Regions from separate parts of the Homo sapiens genome. Here all the other regions are linked to region 2. A link is a contact called in ENCODE Hi-C or POLR2A ChIA-PET data. All regions are on one chromosome and are shown on one strand. Each heading gives the region's core, a stretch centred on a gene start or an enhancer-like site at or near the end of the contact. The rest is flanking DNA. Distances are from core to core; before and after follow the strand shown. Region 1 has its middle 27 kb from the start of LINC01714. Region 2 holds the start of PARK7 (Parkinsonism associated deglycase). Region 3 overlaps ERRFI1-DT (ERRFI1 divergent transcript). Region 4 overlaps ERRFI1-DT (ERRFI1 divergent transcript).

Region 1 (4,722 bases), core at 1,962-4,461, 220 kb after region 2:
TACCTCCCAGGTGGTGAGACAAAGACCAGACCTATCTTTGAGTATAGTTAATTCTTCATGACATATACAGATTTTAGGATATCGATCCATCCTTGCATTCCAGGAATAATATGACATTATCTTTTTAAAACATGGCTAGATCTATTTTGCTAATAGTTAAAAGGACTTTGCACCTATGTTTGTGAATGAGCTTGGCTTATGATTTTTCTCTTATTGATCTTCCCTGGTTTTTAAATTAAAATTATACTGAACTCATAGAATGAGCTGGAGGGTGTTCTCTTTCTTTCTGTGTGCTGGAAGACTTTTTGTTAGATTGAAATATTTGTCTCATGGAAGTTTTGAGGAATTCACCTGTAAAACCCTCAGAGCCTGTGTGTTTTGTTGTGGCAAGATTTTTAATATTATTTCAATTTCTTTAATAATTGTAGGACTATTCAAGCTTTCTATCTCTTCTTGAGTCAGCATGATTATATTTTTCTAGAAATTTGTCTATTTCATCTAATTTTCAAATATATCAGCATAAAACTGTTTATTCCTTTATTTTTAAAATCTCTGCTGTATTTGTAGTTAAAAACCTTCTGCTGAGTTTGTAGTTAAATATTTGTGCCTTTTTTTTTTGATCAATATAGCACCAGAGATAGGTCTATTTTATTAGTCTTTTCAAAGGGCCAGCATATGGCTTTGTTGATTCTATCTACTGTATGGTATTATTCTCCCTATTAATTACCTGCTCTTTTTTTATTACCTTCTCCCTTTCCTTTATTTGGATTTATGTTTTTCCCCCATTACTTTGTTAGTTGAAGTTAACTTACTACTTTTCAGACTGTATTCTTTGCAAATATATGTATTTAAAACTATGCATTATAGCTTTCACTATAATATGCTAGTTCTAAATAATATTTTAAAAATTATTGTTCTGAGTATTTCTAGATTTGTATGATTTGAGCCATGATTTAGAATTCTGTTTTTAAATTTCAATACACAAGAACTTCATAATTTATCTTTTTTGCTATTGACTTCTACTTAATCACATTTTGTTTAAAAAATGTGATGGATGTGATACTAATTTTTTGAAATTTGTTGAGATGTGCTTTATGACCTCAGATCTGATTAATTTTTGTAACCATTCCATGTGTCCTTAAGAAGAATGGGCCGGGCACAGTGGCTCATGATTATAATCCCAGGACTTTGGGAGGCCGAGACAGGCAGATCACGAGGTCAGGAGATCGAGACCATCCTGGCTAACATGGTGAAACCCCGTCTCTACTAAAAATACAAAAATTAGCCAGGCATGGTGGCGGGCATGTGTAATCCTAGCTACTCGGAAGGCTGAGGCAGGAGAATCACTGGAACACGGGAGGCGGAGGTTGCAGTGAGCCGAGATTGTGCCACGGCACTCCAGCCTGGGCGACAGAGCGAAACTCCATCTCAAAAAAAAAAAAAAAGAAGAATGGATATTCTCTAATGATTGCTTTTAGAGTTTTACATATGTTCATTACATCAAAGTAGTTAATCAAATTTTTCAAATATATTTATTTATTCTTTTTTTTTTTTTTTGAGATGGAGTCTTGCTCTTGTCATCCAGGCTGGAGTGCAATGGCATGATCTAAGCCTTCTGAGTAGCCAGGATTACAGGTGCCTGCCACTATACTCGGCTAATTTTTTTGTATTTTTAGTAGAGATGGGGTTTCACCTTATTGGCCAGGCTGGTCTTGAACTCCTGACCTCTGGTGATCCACCCGCCTCAGCCTCCCGAAGTGCTGGGATTACAGGCATGAGCCACTGTGCCCGGCCTATTTATTGATTCTTTTTTGCTGCTTGACCTACTGATTATTGAGAAAAAAAATTGGTGGATTTGTCCATTTCTATTACTTTTTTTTTTTTTTTTTAAGACAGATTCTCACTCTGTTGCCCAGGCTGGAGTGCAGTGGCACGATCTCGGCTCACCGCAGCCTCCACCTCCTGGTGAGGTGAAAGTTTGCCAGCTGGAACCTTCCAGCAATTCTCCTGCCTCAGCCTCCCAGGTAGCTGGGATTACAGGCATGCACCACCACACTTGGCTAATTTTTGCATTTTTAGTAGAGGTGGGGTTTCACCATGTTGGCCAGGCTGGTCTCGAACTCCTGACCTCAGGTGATCTGCCAGCCTCAGCCTCCCAAAGTGCTAGTATTACAGGTGTGAGCCACCGTGCCCGACCTCTATTACTTTTTTATGTATATGGTGTGAGACATTTTTATTAGGTGCATATACATTTAGAATTATTATGTCTTCTTGGTGACACGAAAATTTCATTTTCATATAGGAACCTTTTCTGTCTTAGAGTCCTTGTGTGTGTGTCATACTGATGTAGTTATGCCAGTTCTCTTTTGTTTAATATATTTTTGGTGTCTTTTCCCCACCTTTTGCTTTCAACTTTTCCATGTCCTTTTGCTTTAGATGGCTCCCTAACAGGGTTTATCCAAGGATGATAATGTCTGCTTTTTAACTCAATGAGTTTGACCCATTTATATTTTGGGGGACGATGAATACTGTGATACGTAAGTTTCCAACATCTCACTGTAGGGGATACTGGAAAGTATGAGCGTCAAGATCATGTATCTTTTCCAGGAATCAAAGCACGTAGTGTGGCAATTCAGATATGTTGGTTGCCTTGACTCTTCTTCAACAGAATTAACAGTTTTGGATCTTGAGAAAATGTTATTTTCTGGCTAAGTATAGGGGTAAAATGAAATCTTTGGGAAATTAGTGAATTCTCATGATTTCTCAAAGCTTTTCTTGGGTAACTCCAAGAGGCAGCCTGGTGGAGTGAAAGCATGGACTCCAGTGCCCCATTCTCTAGCTGCGTGATTTGGAGTAAATTCCTTATCTCAGTGACTCTGTGTCTCCATCTTGAAATTGAGAATAATCACACCGGCCTGAGATTTTTTTACCATGTGAATGGAAGCACGTGGCACATAGCAGGGACTGAATGAATGTGCCCATGTCCGCTCTCCCTCCTCTTTCTAGGGCTGCGGCCTTGGTGATGTCAAGAACATTTTGTAAATATTACAAGTAAGATAAGGCATTGTGACTATTACTCGTTAAAATCACTTTGTTTCCTGACTTAGGTGATTCACTGCAACCCAGAGAAAGTTTTGTGTTGTGTTCTGGCTGGCGAAACTTCTGCAAACAACGAATGCTTCTTTTCATCAGCCTATTCTGCGTTGGTTGGTAGGATGTCAGTCTATAACCACATCAATTTCAGGTAATAACAAGTGTGTGAGCTTTCTGAAGCTTTTTGTTTACTTATTTGTTTTAGGGTTGTTCAAGTGTGACTCATGTAGTAGCACTGCATTCTTGAGAATTCACAGAGATCGAAACACAGATATGAAACAGGGCCAGAAAGAATAAGGCGTTCCCAATATATGAGAGTAAAAAAAAAGCACAAGAAAGCGAAAGCATTCAATGTCTGCATCCTGTATAGATGAGAAACTTAGCAGTATCCTCTTTTCTTTTTGGACCAATCATATGCTGATAAAACAGGGTCTCGCTGCTTTCCCCCCATTTTTAACATCTTCAAACATTCTGAGAGCCTACGGGAATAGAGGCAAACAGGTTTGATGTGACTGGTCATTTGGCCAAAGGTATTTTACTCTGCGCTCAGCATTTTGTTTCGTTCATGCTCTCTAGCAGTTTGGAATCTAAAAAGGAAAGATTAGATAGAGGAAGTGTGAAAATGCATACGCAATGTGGGAAACCAGGCCATGAACTTGAGTTTTTAAATGCATGGTATAAGGCCGGGCTCAGTGGCTCACGCCTGTAATCCCAGTACTTTGGGAGGCCGAGGTGGGCGGATCACCTGAGGTCAGGAGTTCGAGACCAGCCTGTCCAACATGGTGAAACCCCGTCTCTACTAAAAATACAAAAATTAGCCGGGCATGGTGGCAGGCGCCTGTAATCCCAGCTACTCGTGAGGCTGAGACAGGAGAATCGCTTGAACCTGGGAGGCAGAGGTTGCAGTGAGCCGAGATCGTGCCATTGCACTCCAGCTTGGGGGACAAGAGCAAGACTTCGTCTCAAATAAATAAATAAATAAGTGCATGGTATGGTTTGGCTAAGTTGGAAACCATGGGATAATCTGGAATGGTTTATTAGAGAGGCTAATGGTGGGGAGGTAGGTACCCAGAACCTTGGGCTAGAGATGACTGACCCTTTCTGGCTGTGTGATCTTGGGCAAACTGCTTCACTTCTCTGTGCCTCAATGTCCTCCATCATGAAGAGAGAATATAGGGTGCCTTCATTGTAGGGTAGTTGTAAGGATGAAAGGAGTTGGTATATATAAAGTACCTATCTCAGTCTAGGGCTTCTCAGCCAGCATGCAGGGTATATGGGCTTCAAATGGATGAAAAAGGTGCTGATCCCAGGTACCTGGCTGTGAGCATCCTCATCTGCTTACCCCAGAGGAGTGTCTCCCCCAAAACATTGCATTTTCTTTTCTTTTCTTTTTTTTTTTTTTGAGACAGAGTTTCCCTCTTGTCTCCCAGGCTGGAGTGCAATGTACAATCTTGGCTCACTGCAACCTCCATCTCCCAGGTTCAAGTGATTCTCCTGCCTCAGCCTCCCAAGTAGCGGGGATTACAGGTGTCCACCACCATGCCTGGCTAATTTTTTGTATTTTTAGTAGAGATGGGGTTTTGCCATGTTGTCCAGGCTGGTCTCAAGCTCCTGACCTCAGGTGATCTA
Region 2 (4,415 bases), core at 1,411-3,910:
ACTCGGGAGGCTGAGACAGAGAATCGCTTGAACCCAGGAGACAGTGGTTGCAGTGAGCCAAGATTGCGCCACTGCACTCCAGCCTAGGCGGCTGAGCGAGACTCCATCTCAAAAAAAAAAAAAAAAGAAAAGAAAAGAAAGAAAACACTGGGGAAATGTTCCAGGGTATTGATCTGGGCAAAGACCTCAAAGCACAGACAACAAAAGCAAAAACAGACAAATGGAATTACATCAAACTAAAAAGTATATGCACAGCAAAGGAAACAACAAAGCAAAGAGACAACACACAGAATGGGAGAAAATATTTGCAAACTATCCATTTGATGAGGGACTAATGACTAGAATATATTAGGAGCTCAATAGCAAGAAAACAATCAGATTTAAAAGTGGGCAAAAGATCTGAATAGACATTTCTGAAGAGATACAAATGGCCAAGAGATATGAAAAAGGGCTCAATGTCACTAATCAGAGAAATGCAAATAAAGACAGTAAGATATCATCTCATCCCAGTTAAAATGGCCTTTATCAAAAAGGGAATAACATGCTGAGATGGATGTGAAGAAGGAACCTCATACACTGTTGGCGAGCATCTCAATTAGTGCAGCCACTATGGAAAACAATATGGAATCCTCAGAAGATTAACTTCTGAGAAATCATAAGTTCTGGAATCATAACTACCATATGATCCAGCAATCCCACTACCGGTATATACCAAAAAGAAAGGAAGGGCCAGGCACGGTAGCTCACGCCTATAATCCCAGCACTTTGGGAGGCCGAGGCAGGCAGATCACTTGGGGTCAGGAGTTCAAGACCAGCCTGGCCAACATAGTAAAACCCTGTCTCTACTAAAAATACAAAAATTAGCCAGGCATGGTGGCACACACCTGTAGTCTCAGCTACTCGAAAGACTGAGGCACGAGAATTGTTTCAACACAGAGGCAGAGGTTGCAGTGAGCCAAGATGGTGCCACTGCACTTCAGGCTAGGCGACAGAGCAAGATGGAGTCTCAAAAAAAAAAAAAAAGAAAGAAAATCAATATATCAAAGAGATATTTGCACTCCTATGCTTATTGTAGCACTGTTCACAACAGTCAAAATATGGAATCAACCAAAATGTTCATCAATGGATGACTGGATAAATAAAATGTAAATATACACAATGAATACTATTCAGCCATAAAAAATAATAAAATCCTATTTGCAACAACATTGATGGAACTGGAGGTCATTATGTTAAGTGAAACAAGCCAGGCAAAGAAAGACAAGCATCACATGATTTCACTCATAAATGGGAAGTTGAAAAGTGGATATCATGAAGATAAGTTGGTGGTTACCAGAGGCCAGGAAGGGTAGCCAGGAGAAGGGGATGAACAGGGTGATTAATAGGTACAAAAATTGGTAGAAGTGCTGGGCAAGGTGTCAAGAGCCCCAGCATCAGAAAGTGGTCGACTTGCTGGTTGGTAAGAAGAATTTATCGACAACAATATAGGTTTGAAAAAGGAAAGTTTTATTAGAACGCTGCAGAAGAGTGCAGCCTCAGCAAGAGAGAACTGAGCATGCCGCGGTGGATTTTTCATGTCCCTTTTCGAATGTCTCATTTTTTGCAAATTCAATCCAAGTTGCGTTCATTTAGCCAGGATCCTTCTAAGCTCATTCAAGAATTTTGGGCTTTAACTATTTCCTTTGATTTAACCTGGTACCAGGTGCCAACTTTAGATAATAGGGATATCTAATTACTTCTAAATTCCTCAGATAAGGGGCCTGCTTGATGGTCACCAGGTGATCTGTGCTCTCCTTAAGAGGGAATAAGACCTAGCGTTGGCAGAGTTCTGTAGGGTGACTATAGTTAACAGTAATCTGTTGTATATTTTAAAATGTTATTATTGAAGAGAGTAACTGGAATGTTCCCAGTATAAAGACAAATGTTTAAGGTGATAGAGATCTCATTTACCCTGATTTAATCATTACACATTATATGAAAGTATCAAAATACCACATGTACCCAGAAAACACATACGTCTCTTACATATCAATAAATACAACTTGAGATTATGATGTAAATACATCTGACCAACTTGGTACTTATTAGACTTATGTGCGCAGCACTGCTCTAGTCCTGTGGGTGCAGCAGCATCAGGATCGTTAAAGAAAACAAACAATGCTGAGAAAAAAACTCACACCCCTGAGACATCCGGGTGTGAATAAATGCGGCAGAGTCGCCCGAGATCGGGAGACCAGGCGTGGGGGAGAGGTCCGGGAGGCCTGGACCAGAGTCCTAACAGACCAGAGGCGAAACGGGAAGGCGCGCCAGAAAAGGAACAACGCAAAGGGAGCAGGCGTGCACGGAGCGCGAACTAAGGAACCCCTCTGACAACCCCAGTCCCTCGGCAGTTCCAGAGACCGGCTCCTCACGGAGGGTGGCGGTAGAGACTGTTAAGCCCCGCGGGCGCCGGGGCAGGCCGGACTGTGCCATTCGTGGGGGGTACCATGTGGGACCGAGCCGCCTCACCCAGGGCTGTCCAGCTAGAAACTCCCCGGTGCCACCCCCGCCTCAGTCCGAGGTAGACTCGGCCGGACGTGACGCAGCGTGAGGCCAAGGCGGCGTGAGTCTGCGCAGTGTGGGGCTGAGGGAGGCCGGACGGCGCGCGTGCGTGCTGGCGTGCGTTCATTTTCAGCCTGGTGTGGGGTGAGTGGTACCCAACGGGCCGGGGCGCCGCGTCCGCAGGAAGAGGCGCGGGGTGCAGGTCAGCGCCAGCGGGGGCGCGGCGCATGTGTGGGCCGTGGCGCTGGGCGGCGTGGGGGTGCTGGACGGTGTCCCTGTGCTGGACGGTGTCCCGCTGGCTCAGAACCGGCGCGGGGCCTGGGTCGGGGCCGCCCTCGCTTCCGGCCTCCCAGTCGGGCCCTGTCGCTGGCGTTGGATTTGACTGACCGCCAGCGTGGTGGCAACGCTGAAGCGTCCAGAATCTTCTGCCTAACCTCTCGCCGGCATGGAACTGGCTAGCCGTTTTATTAAACTCTGTTTTGCGTGGACGGTAAACCCTCCAGATAATCTGTAAATAGGCTAAAAAAAATTCGGAACCTCGTTGAGCTGCTGTCGTTGGCAGTGAGAACTCCGCGCAGAGAGACAGATGTAGTTGGGTTGACTTCAGTGAGGGGATTTCCATCTTTCTCAGTCATTAAAAAAAGTGTTCAGACATTTAACACTGTTGACCCCCACACACAATTTTTTAGTACAGTTATAACTAAGAAAACAAAAATCCCCTCCAAAAAATTACAAGTTAATTGCGAAAGACCACATTTAAATTTTTGCCCATGAAATTCAGTTTAGTCGTTTCTCTGAAACAGTGCTTCAAAAAAGACTGTTTCCCCGCATTGTGTGAAATGCAGGAGACCCACGTACTTGTATTTTTAAAAAACCCATTTGCAACATACTATTAAAGTTGGATTTAAGAGAACATGGTAGAAGAAAATCTAAGCAATACTACACCTTTTAGCACCCTCATTATGTTTTCATCTCAGAGCAATTAAAACTGCTATACAAATCAACGTTAAGATAACTAAACTGCTGCTTTTTTCGTATTCAGTTGTCTATGAAAACCGTTTCCCTAGGAAGTACTTACTCTGCTTGAAAATGCTCCTAAACTTTAAATTTTGGGGTATCTCAGGGTTGCAATGAAAGTTTTTTGAAATCTTTTTTTTTTTTTTTTTTTAAGGCTTGTAAACATATAACATAAAAATGGCTTCCAAAAGAGCTCTGGTCATCCTGGCTAAAGGAGCAGAGGAAATGGAGACGGTCATCCCTGTAGATGTCATGAGGCGAGCTGGGGTAAGTCCCACATCGATTTTTAGCCATTCCTGTTTTAAATGTTTTTGGATTTTTAAATCATTTTGAATAAAATATTCAAAGTGCTCTATGAAATATTTCAAATATACACAAAATTTCAGAGATGACATAAGAATAAATACCTGTTGATCCACTGCTCACATTTAACGCTTGTTAATGTCTTGCCATATTTCCTTCAGACCCATTTCTCTTTTGTTTTGAGCTCTGTCGTCCAGGCTGGAGTGCGATGGCAGGATCTTGGCTCATTTCGGTCTCTGCCTCCTGGGCCCAAACCATCTTCCCACCTCAGCCTCCCAAATAGCTGAGACTACAGATGCGTGCCACCACACCTGGCTAATTTTTGTATGTTTTGTAGAGACAGGGTTTTGCCATGTTGCCCAGGCTGCTCTCCAACTCCTGAGCTCAAGTTGTCCACCCGCCTCAGGCCTCCCAAAGTGTTAGGACTACAGGCGTGAGCCACTGCACTGTCCTTAGACCCATTTCTTTTTTCTTCTTTTTTTTTTTTTTTGAGATGGTGTCTCTCTGTGTCGCTCAGCCTGGAACGCAGTGGTGTGATCTCTGCTCGCTGCAAC
Region 3 (4,793 bases), core at 1,767-4,266, 160 kb after region 2:
CTCAGGACACACAGAGTCGTGGTGGAGCGAAGCTTCTGGGCCCGCACCCTCCTCATGTGAACACTATGTCTGCCTTTCCTGCAGTGTGCTCACCTGGGCCTGCACGGAGCTCTTCTCGCCTAAGCTGGTTTGAATTCAGTTGGCATCACTTACAATGAAAAGGGTCTTAAAGATAAATATGCACATCAGTGAAATGCTCCTTTATGGTCTAAAAAAGAAGGTCAAACTTTCATGTTGATAAGAATTATTTGAAATTTGAGGCCGGGTGCGGTGGCTCACAGCTGTAATCTCAGCACTTTGGGAGGCCGAGGCGGGTGGCTCACCTGAAGTCAGGAGTTCAAGACCAGCCTTGCCAACCTGGGGAAACCCCATCTCCACTAAAAAATATAAAAATTAGCCGGGCATGGTGGCACATGCCTGTAATCCCAGCTACTCAGGAGGCTGAGGCAGGAGAATCGCTTGAACCCAGGTGCTGGAGGTTGTGGTGAGCCAAGATTGCGTCACTGCACTCCAGCTTGGGCAACAGAGCGAGCCTCTGTCTCAAAAAAAAAAAAAAGAAAGAAAAGAAATTTGAATGTGTACATCTAGCCAATGATGGGAAAAATCTAAAAAAAATTAAATACAAAGTGCACATCTTTGGTCTGGCTGCAGATTTATTCATTGCAGCTTTTAAAAAGTTTACATTCTTTTCCAAGTATAAAACCCTTTTTAAAAAAATGTTGTAACGATATTATTGTGACAAGTGTTGGCATTTATTGAGTGTTTACTATGTGCCAGGCACTACTTTATATTTGCATTGGCTCTTTTCATCCTCACAGAAACCTGTGAGTCCCTACTGTTATCTCCCTCTTTTTGTAGATGTGGAGACTGAGGCACAGAAAGGAAAGGTTAAACGGTTTCTCCCGAGTTACACGGCTAGTAAGTGGCAGAGGTGGGACTTGAACCCAAGTGCCTCTGCAAAGTTCAGGGACTGGGCTTTGAATATAGAAATATTTAGTAAGTATTGAAAACCATTAAATTTATTTCACTATGACAATCTTATTTATGACCGAATTATCCATTTTTAATTTTTATTTGTTTATTTTTGAGATGGAGTCTCACTCGGTTGCCCAGGCTGGAGTGCAGTGGCACGATCTCAGTTCACTGCAACCTCTGCCTCCCAGGTTCAAGCAATTCTCCTGCCTCAGCCTCTCGGGTAGCTGGGACTACAGGCAAGCACCACCAGACCCAGGCAATTTTTGTATTTTTAGTAGAGATGGGGTTTCACCATGTTGGCCAGGCTGGTCTTGAACTCCTAACCTCAAGTGATCTGTCCACTTCAGCCTCCCAAAGTGCTGGGATTACAGGTGTCAGCCACCGCGCCTGGCCCATTTTTAATTTTTAAAAAATGTTTTTTACTGTCGAGTAGGGGTTCAGGACAGACTGCCCCCAAATATGCCACTTTGGAATGTTGGTGATTTTGAGCAGAAAGCACTGGAAAACAGTAAATGCAGAGACATGGTTTCCCTGAACTCCTCTCATCTGCCCAAAGGCAGAGCCTCCAAAAGGACATCAGTTGTCCTAAGTCCCCTCCCCAGGAGTCAGCAAGGGCTGCCTTAACATCCGGACAAACTGCCACAAACCCTCGTATCTCCCATCTAGTCTTCTAAAGGCCCATTTTTCTTTCCTAAAAATCATTTCCTCTCCTCACGGTAGCCCACATCTCCTCTCCCTTTTCTCTGTTAAGATGGCATCACTTTTTTGTGATATTGTTTTTTTCTTCCTATGATGGCCCCTGTGCACATATTAAAAATTAATAAATTTGTTTACCCTTTTTCCTGTTAAATCTGTGTATTGTCAGTGTATTTCCTAGACCCAGCTATCGAACCTAGATGGTAAAGTCTTTCTTCCCCTGACTCTATTTCAAAGCAATAAAAAAGTTTAAAATGCCCCAAAAGACATAGTTTACTCTATGATTGGATTATTAGAAGACGTTAGCCCAGGGAGGTTCTACTCTGTTTTTCAGGGGTGGAGCTGGTACTAGAATTCACAGCCTGGTTTTCATCCCAGCTGGGCCATTCCACAAATGGAACTTTAAACAAATACTTCTCCTCGAAGTAGAAGCTGGGTTGGGGTCTGGTCTTGAAGGATGGATCTGAAATGGCGGAGGAGAGCCTGGCGAAGCCCTCCGGCCTCCTTCCCAACGGGTCCCAGCTTTTTGCCACTTCCCTACCTTGTATTTGGCTACTAAGGAATCTAATCTGTCCAGTTTTTTATCTTGGTCATCCATAGTGTTCTATAGATCACATAGAAAGATGGTTACAATGTTCAGCACCTCTTGCTAAACATCCTGTCCTGGAGGCACATGGAGAAGGTTGACAAAGCCTCATTCCTCTGAAACATTTCATGCAACGGATTTGGTTGAAACCCCAGATTGTGATCTGGAGTCTTTAGCAACTGTGCTCATTTCCTACCTTGAGCATTTCATTTTTGAGCAACTAGAATAACAACTGGTCTTTTTTAGTCTTGACCAAAGGGGGATAAGGGAACCAAAAATCCTTTGCTCCTCGTTTCCTGTTAGATTGTGAAACAAAAAGGTAAACATTTAACGGAATGTGGCAGCTCAGAACAATTACCCCTATTGTGGCATGAACACTGATTTCTATTCCTTTTTACACAAACTCCTTCCGGTAGAGAAGCTGAACAAAAGAACGTGCCAGCCCAGCCCGTGGGCTCCTCAGGCCGATCAGATCGGGAAGTGAGAAACGCCGGCAGAGATTTGCTCTGGGAAAGTTTGTAGACATTTTCAAAGTCAAGGGTGAAGTGTCCTTGGTTTACTTAGAATCGTTTTCTTTAAAGGAAATCACTGTCACAACTTCAGAAGCCCCGACATGCCTGTGTAGTTATGAGAAGGGATGAAGGCTTCGCATAGCTTCATAACCTTGTTATTAAGAGTCTGGAACTCAGTGACTGGCTGGGTGCTTGACCCTTTGTTCAGTAGCCTTGGCAAGTGCTCTCATTTTCTTCCTTTTTAGGTTTCCCCACTGCGAGCCCTTCGAGAACAATGTCATGTTGATCGATGGCAGTGACTCACACCAGATCTTTCCATGCCTCCTCTGCAAGGACTCAAGAGAGTCGAGAGCAAAACCGTGCCATAGTTCCATAAGGAGGGCAAAGAGCTTTATCCACGCTGAGGAACAGGCGGATCATGCGGCTACAGCACTGGTCTTTACCTTTTAACTGCTTGATTCGAAACATTCCAGCCAGGAACAGTGGCTCACACCTGTAATCCCAGCACTTTGTGGGGCCAAGGCAGGTGGATTGCTCGAGCTCAGGAGTTCGAAACCAGCCTGGGCAACCTGGCAAAACCTCATCTCTACAAAAAAATACAAAAATTAGCCAGGCCTGGTGTGTGTGCCTGTGGTTCCAGCCACTCGGCAGGCTGCGGCCAGAGGATCACTTGAGCCCAGGAAGTGGAGGCTGCAGTGAGCTGAGATCGTGCCGCCACACTCCAGCCTGGGTGACAGAGCCAGACATTGTCTCTAAAAAAAAAAAAAAAAGAAAAGAAAAGAAAGAAAAAAGAGAAATAGTCCAAGACTAGGGAGAAAACCTTCTTTGGGGTCAGTGTGAACCATTCTTTCATTTGTTCAGCAAATGCTTACTGAGGAGCTACTGTGTCCCTGAAATTGCCTCCACCTCCAAGAAGACAGTGGTGAGCAAGTCAGACAATACCTCTAATCTCATGGTATTTATAAGTAAATGGGCCGTTAAAATTACCAGATCAGAAGTGCTGTGTTCAGCAAATAGAGGCTCATGGGAAACTCCTAAGAAGGGCTTCTGAGCTGGACTTGGGGGTCAGGAAAGGCAGAATGAGGGGGCTGACTCATCCAGACTGGGGCGGGGTTGCCGGGGGTGCCTCCCACTTACTATCTGTCTCCTTCTAGACTGACTTCTCTGTCATCATGAATACACCCCTTTAAGACATACATTTAAGAGAAAATAAGAGGATGCCTTATTTATTTAAAGGTTTGTTACAGTTTTACTAACAACCACATACCTAAAGGAAAGTCGCAAGTAGAGCTCAAAAACTTTTTTCTCTGGGGCAGTGAAGAGTCAGTTGCCAGCCAGAAGGCCCACTGAGCCTGAGCACTTCAGGGTGTGCTTCCTACAGATAAGGACATCCTCCTGCATAACAGGAAAGGGGTCCTGATCCAGACCCCAAGAGAGGGTTCTTGGATCTCGCACAAGAAAGAATTCCGGGTGAGTCTGTAAAGCGAAAGCCAGTTTATTAAGTAAAGGAGTAAAAGAATGGCTATTCCATAGACAGAGCAGCCCTGAGGGCTGCTGATTGCCCAGTTTTATGGCTGTTTCTTGATGATATGCTAAACAAGGGGTGGATTACTCATGCCTCCCCCTTTTAGACCGTAGAGGGCAAGTCCTGATGTTGCCATGGCGTTTGTAAACTGTCATGGAGCTGGTGGGAGTGAAGCAGTGAGGATGACCAGAGGTCACTCTCGGCACCATCTTGGTTTTTGGTGGGTTTTAGCCAGCTTCTTTACTGCAACCTGTTTTTTCAGCAATATCTTTATGACCTGTATCTTGTGCCGACCTCCTATCTCATCCTGTAAATTAGAATGCCATTACCATCTGGGAATGCAGCCCAGTAGGTCTCAGCCTTATTTTACTCAGCTCCTATTTAAGATGGAGTCGCTCTGGTTCGAACGGCTCTGATATAACTGCTGCTCAGCCATTGACGTCGGGAAGGTAGCACAGGCTCATTGCCACCACTGAACCCTCAGACCCCACCCAAGTGT
Region 4 (4,769 bases), core at 1,084-3,583, 140 kb after region 2:
AGAGCTCATCCTCTGGTCAGCACAAGCGATGTTTTCCACAAGGGAATGAGCCGAAGTGAAGAAGGCAGAAAAACACTGGAATCCCTTAAAATGCCTTGTTGTAAACACACGTCTCAAGTATTTGTTGAGTATTTACTATGGTGAGGAGATTGTCTTAAGTGCAAAGAAGACATAGTTTCTGCTCTTTTGGATTTACATTAGACAGTTACTAAGATAAATGGGAGGATCTGGAGATGAGGATTTTTCATTGTTTGTGGATGTGGGAAGCAGTCTTCACAGATGCAGTATTGGAGACCAGTATCCTTGGTAACAATGGTGAAATTATTTATTTTCTCTAAAAAATTGTGATTTTTAAAATACTTTAACTATCAGATACTAGAAACATAAAATAATGATTCCCAGTTGCTAAGATTCATATCGGCTAAACATTCACGAGGTTCCTATAACATGCCCTCACATACCTTACCTTATTCCGTGACCGCAACAACTTTGTGAGATCGTTTTATCACCCCCATTTTACAGATGAGGAAACTGAGTCTTGGAGAGGTCAAATAACCTCCCCAACCTCCTACTAGTAAGTGGCAGAACAGGGATCAAAACCCCAGGTCTTCTAGTCATAAATTCTCTGCCTTCCACTCTATCAAAGCTGCCCCATGAGGAAAAAACACCTAAAATTGACTCATCTCTATGCCTATGGAAAAAACCTACCTAACCCCTGAAGTCAAGGAAACTTAAAATTCTCCTGCCAGATAGACTTCAGCGCTGAAGGACTTTAGGTTTCAGAATCCCTTCTTATACACCACTCCCACTTTGGGGTCTAATGAGGCTACCACATGAAATCTATCAAGCAAATCTGAGATTTTCAGGGCAAATTGAAAAATCCATAATGTTTACATGGTCTAGATAAATTGTTATTGTTTATTTATATTCCAATTTCCTAAGAACTGATAGTAAAACTATCCTTACATGAACATGAAGAAAATTTCCAACACTCCAATATTATTTGTATCTACCTGTACTATCTCCAAGCTTTCCAGTTGAAAAATATAAAATCTGTGTTACTATTGGCCTCTGTCCCTTATTCCTGGACCTGGGCGTTAGCCTAGAGTCGCTCTGAAGTTAATGATTAAAATCTTTGAGTGGACATTCTCCACCGTTTCTTGGAAGCATTCTTGAGTTACCCGTTAGTTTCCAGTCTTAAACAGAGAAATACAGATACCACCTATTGGTAATGGTTTTTAGATCATGAATCTCCTTGTGGGATTACTTTGGAACATCTCCCCGCTCTTTATCGGCAGGCCGGATGGTGAAGGTCACTTCATCCTTTATCAGATTGTTATTCAACCACAATCCTTCTTTCAAGGATTCAGAAATACACAGGTTTCTACTAAAAGAAACGTCCATATCTTTAACCAATGCCTGTTTCTAGCACATTTCTCTAAGCGTAATTCTTTTTATCATCCAGATTCTTATGATTCATTCAAAAGAAATTTAGAGCCAAATCTGGCTTTTAAGCAAATATTTCTAACAAACTGACCTATTTTAGTATCACTCACCATAAGGTTATTTCAGGATGGTGAATGACAATATGCCAATGAACAGCAGAGGCTACCTTTTTTGATTCCTAAACAACCAGATTTTGTGAGACTACGTTTTTCTTCAGTGATTCATAATCAGTTTTGCAATTTGAAAGCAGTTTATGAGTCATTCAGTTTATGAATTTGTTGTCACTTCCTTAGAAAAGGGCTCCCTTTCCTTATAGCTTTTCAAGTTTAATTCAGTCGCCTGAAAGCTTTCATTTAACCTCAGTTTTTTCTGCTCCATGAAGAAAAACGATGTTATATATCCATTTTACTGTTACTATCAGGTAAGAAGGCCTAGGGACTAGTGACATCAATTCCACGAGCCATCAGTGTCCTGGGCTTTTAATTCACAGAAGAATGGATAGTTGTAATGAAAAAAAAATCTTATAAAAATACCAGTCCTGTTTTCTAAGTTTTAAATACAGATTCTCTGTTTTTAGTTATCTTGTTTCTGCTTCCCAATGCAATAAACTCTAGCCACCTGCAGGACTGCTGGATATTCTGATCTCTCCCTAGGATGAAAGAGCCACTTTAACTGGAAATCTTTACAACAAAACACCCTCAACTATTCAAGGAAGAAATTCGGTAGACTTCCATGCACGAGGCCTTTGAGAAGAGAAAATAGGCCCTCGTTCAGGCCCAGACAGATCATTGACAGCGTTTTTGGATTCCTTTTTTGATCAGGAAATTAGATCAACATCCTTATAGGGAAAGGTTCATTTGGGGCACAGGTGGGGCTCTTTAGTTAAAGTGTCTACTTCTCAGTCCATATTAGGCAACAGGAACTGCCTGAAAGGCACTTATTTTTCATTCTGTGTCATTCAACCATAAATGACTCAGTTCTGATATTATTTACCAAGCTCCTGTTGAACTCATAGGAGAGGCAGCTGTGCAGCACTCGTAATGCTAATCTTAATATAGTCTCAGCAGGGTATGCAGTCAGTGAGAAGTAAGACGGGTCATTTTTCCTTAAGATCATATTAATTAACTAGCTGACTCATCTCCCAGGAACTGGATTGAGTCCTCAAAATGCTTCATTTCTAAAATCATGGAGGCTTAATCTAAGTAATTTTACTGTCATCTGGTAAAGCTTATTAAAGCTTAAGGGTTTTTTTTAAAAGGCACACTTGAAAACTTAGAGGATTAGAGAAACTAAGGTAATTTTAGTAGCAGCAATGAGTATTTCATTTTTAACATTTAAACATTAATCTGGCATTCTGAAAGGCCTGAGATCTTATTGCTTCTTAAAATAGGCTTTGTTTTTTAGAGCAGTTTTAGGTTCACAGCAAAATTGAATGGAGAGTTCCCATATACTCCCTGCCCACGCAGGCACAGACTCCCCACTGCCAGTGTGCTGTACCGTAGTGATAAATTTGCTGCAATTGATTAACTCGCATTGGCACATCAGTATCACCCGAAGTCCACAGTTTACATTAGAGTTCACTCTTGGTGTTGTACATTCTATGGATTTTGACAAATGGATAAAAACACTTATCTACCATTATAGTATCATACAGAATAGTTTCACCGTCTTAAAAATCCTCTGTGCTTACCCACTCAGATCTTATTTTTAGTTTCAAAGTTAATGATCTAAATATGAGAACTGAAATCTGCAAATTTAAAAAAGCACAAGAACCCAAGTGTTTAACTTAAAATCAATGGTTCTTAAAAATCATTAATATAATGTAAAAATACTAAATATTAAATTTCAACATTAATCTTGAGATTTAATTAATTCAAAACATATGTCTGAAATGTACCTTTGCAGTAGCCATGAAAAAAATGTGTTACCTAAGTAAATAGTTTAAGTGTCTGAGAAACTTTTGGCCAAGGGACTGCAGTCACTATTGCTAATTCCCTGCTATCTGGAACTTAGCTACAATTAAGCAAATAAACAACAACAACAAAGGACAGAAAAATCTCTGAAAAATCCCCCCAAATTAGGAAAATAAGCAACACAGTTCTTTTCTTTTCTTTTTTTTTTTTTTTTTTTTGAGATGGAGTCTCTCTCTGTCACCCAGGCCGGAGTGCAGTGGCATGGTCTTGGCTCACTGAAACCTCCACCTCCTGGGTTGAAGCAATTCTCCTGCCTCGGCCTCCAGAGTAGCTGGGATTACAGGCATGTGCCACCATGCCTGGCTAATTTTTTTGGTATTTTTAGTACAGACAGGGTTTCACCATATTGGCCAGGCTGGTCTCGAACTCCTGACCTTGTGATCCACCAGCCTCAGCCTCCTAAAGTGCTAGGATTACAGGCATGAGCCACTGCACCCGGCCCAGCAACACATTTCTAAATAATTCATGAGTCAAAGAAGAAATTACAATGGAAATTAGAAAATATTTGAACTGAATGAAAATGAAAACACAATTTATCTAAATTTGTGACATGCAGCTAAAGTGGTGCTTAGAGGAAAGTTTATAGCAGCATTAAATACATATATTGGAAAAAAAGAAAGGTCTAAAATTAATGATCTAATCTCCTACCTTAAGAGACTAAAAAAAGAAGAGCAAATTAAACCAAATATAAGCATAAATAAAGATAAGAGTGAAAACTAATGAAAGAGAAGATGATAAAACAATAGAGAAAAATCAGTAAAATCAATAGCTAGTACTTTGAAAAGATTAATAAAAGTTATACCCCCTAGCCAGACTGATCAAGAAAAAAAAAAAGAGGAAAAACACAAATTACCAAAATCAGGAATGAAAGGCCATCACCATAGATCCTACAGACATAAACAGATTATAAGGGGATATTTTGAATAAATTGATGCCAATAAATTTCAAAATTTAAAGGAAATAGAAAATTTCTTTGAAAGATAAAAATTACTAAAACTGATTTGAGAAGAAATAGAAAATCTTAGTAGCCTTATATCTATTAAGGAAATTATTATTAGTTACTATTATTATTTTGAGACAGATTCTCACTCTGTCACCCAGGCTGGAGTGCAGTGGCATGATCTCAGCTCACTGCAACCTCTGCCTCCTGGGTTCAAGCGATTCTCCTGCCTCAGCCTCCCAGGTAGCTGGAATTACAGGTGCCTGCTACCATGCCTGGCTAATTTTTGTATTTTTAGTAGAGACGGGGTTTTGCCATGTTGCCCATGCTGGTCTCAAACTCATGGCCTCAAGTGATCCCCCGCCTCGGCTTCCCAAAGTGCTGGGATTACAGGCATGAGCCACCACGCC

The links. A loop is a pair of places that touch in the nucleus more often than their neighbours do. ChIA-PET counts read pairs that join two places held with the same protein, here RNA polymerase II (POLR2A). Pooled maps may share reads with other maps.
Region 1: a pooled map shows a loop between it and region 2 (5-fold over the local background). The contact joins the enhancer-like site here to the promoter of PARK7 in region 2. A Hi-C loop is called at or near these places in 7 of 50 pooled maps. POLR2A ChIA-PET finds 5 or more read pairs at or near these places in 2 of 52 experiments (HEK293 and activated CD8-positive, alpha-beta memory T cell).
Region 3: a loop to region 2 is called in a pooled map, with 2.2 times the contacts of the local background. The contact joins the enhancer-like site here to the promoter of PARK7 in region 2. A Hi-C loop is called at or near these places in 1 of 50 pooled maps. POLR2A ChIA-PET finds 5 or more read pairs at or near these places in 6 of 52 experiments (GM12878, IMR-90, PC-9 and 3 more).
Region 4: a pooled map shows a loop between it and region 2 (4-fold over the local background). The contact joins the enhancer-like site here to the promoter of PARK7 in region 2. A Hi-C loop is called at or near these places in 3 of 37 single-sample maps with no recorded cell type and 5 of 50 pooled maps. POLR2A ChIA-PET finds 5 or more read pairs at or near these places in 1 of 52 experiments (WTC11).

The regions. Positions count from the first base shown.
Region 1 is chr1:8,179,265-8,183,986 of GRCh38, forward strand. No RefSeq gene overlaps it. Among named protein-coding and RNA genes, the nearest start is that of LINC01714, 27 kb to the right of the region's middle. Within about 2 kb of position 3,212, at least 16 of the 41 ENCODE cell types and tissues checked have a DNase peak (open chromatin) inside an H3K27ac peak, as active enhancers do.
Region 2 is chr1:7,959,051-7,963,465 of GRCh38, forward strand. PARK7 (Parkinsonism associated deglycase) reads left to right here and starts at 2,661. Exons shown (of 7, transcript NM_007262.5): 1 at 2,661-2,743; 2 at 3,713-3,825. The coding sequence starts at 3,736. RefSeq lists enhancers at 1,729-2,512, 2,212-2,311, 2,513-3,296, 2,692-2,741, 2,942-2,991 and 1 more and a silencer at 2,462-2,561.
Region 3 is chr1:8,118,460-8,123,252 of GRCh38, forward strand. It overlaps ERRFI1-DT (ERRFI1 divergent transcript), which reads left to right. Exons shown (of 3, transcript NR_185980.1): 3 at 3,015-4,793. Among named protein-coding and RNA genes, the nearest start is that of LINC01714, 88 kb to the right of the region's middle. RefSeq lists an enhancer at 2,648-2,957. Within about 2 kb of position 3,017, at least 30 of the 41 ENCODE cell types and tissues checked have a DNase peak (open chromatin) inside an H3K27ac peak, as active enhancers do; they include GM12878, IMR-90, PC-9 and 1 more, where a contact is called at or near this core.
Region 4 is chr1:8,095,163-8,099,931 of GRCh38, forward strand. The region is part of intron 2 of ERRFI1-DT (ERRFI1 divergent transcript); the gene reads left to right. Among named protein-coding and RNA genes, the nearest start is that of ERRFI1-DT, 71 kb to the left of the region's middle. RefSeq lists enhancers at 1-506, 1,519-2,718, 2,084-2,133. Within about 2 kb of position 2,334, at least 18 of the 41 ENCODE cell types and tissues checked have a DNase peak (open chromatin) inside an H3K27ac peak, as active enhancers do.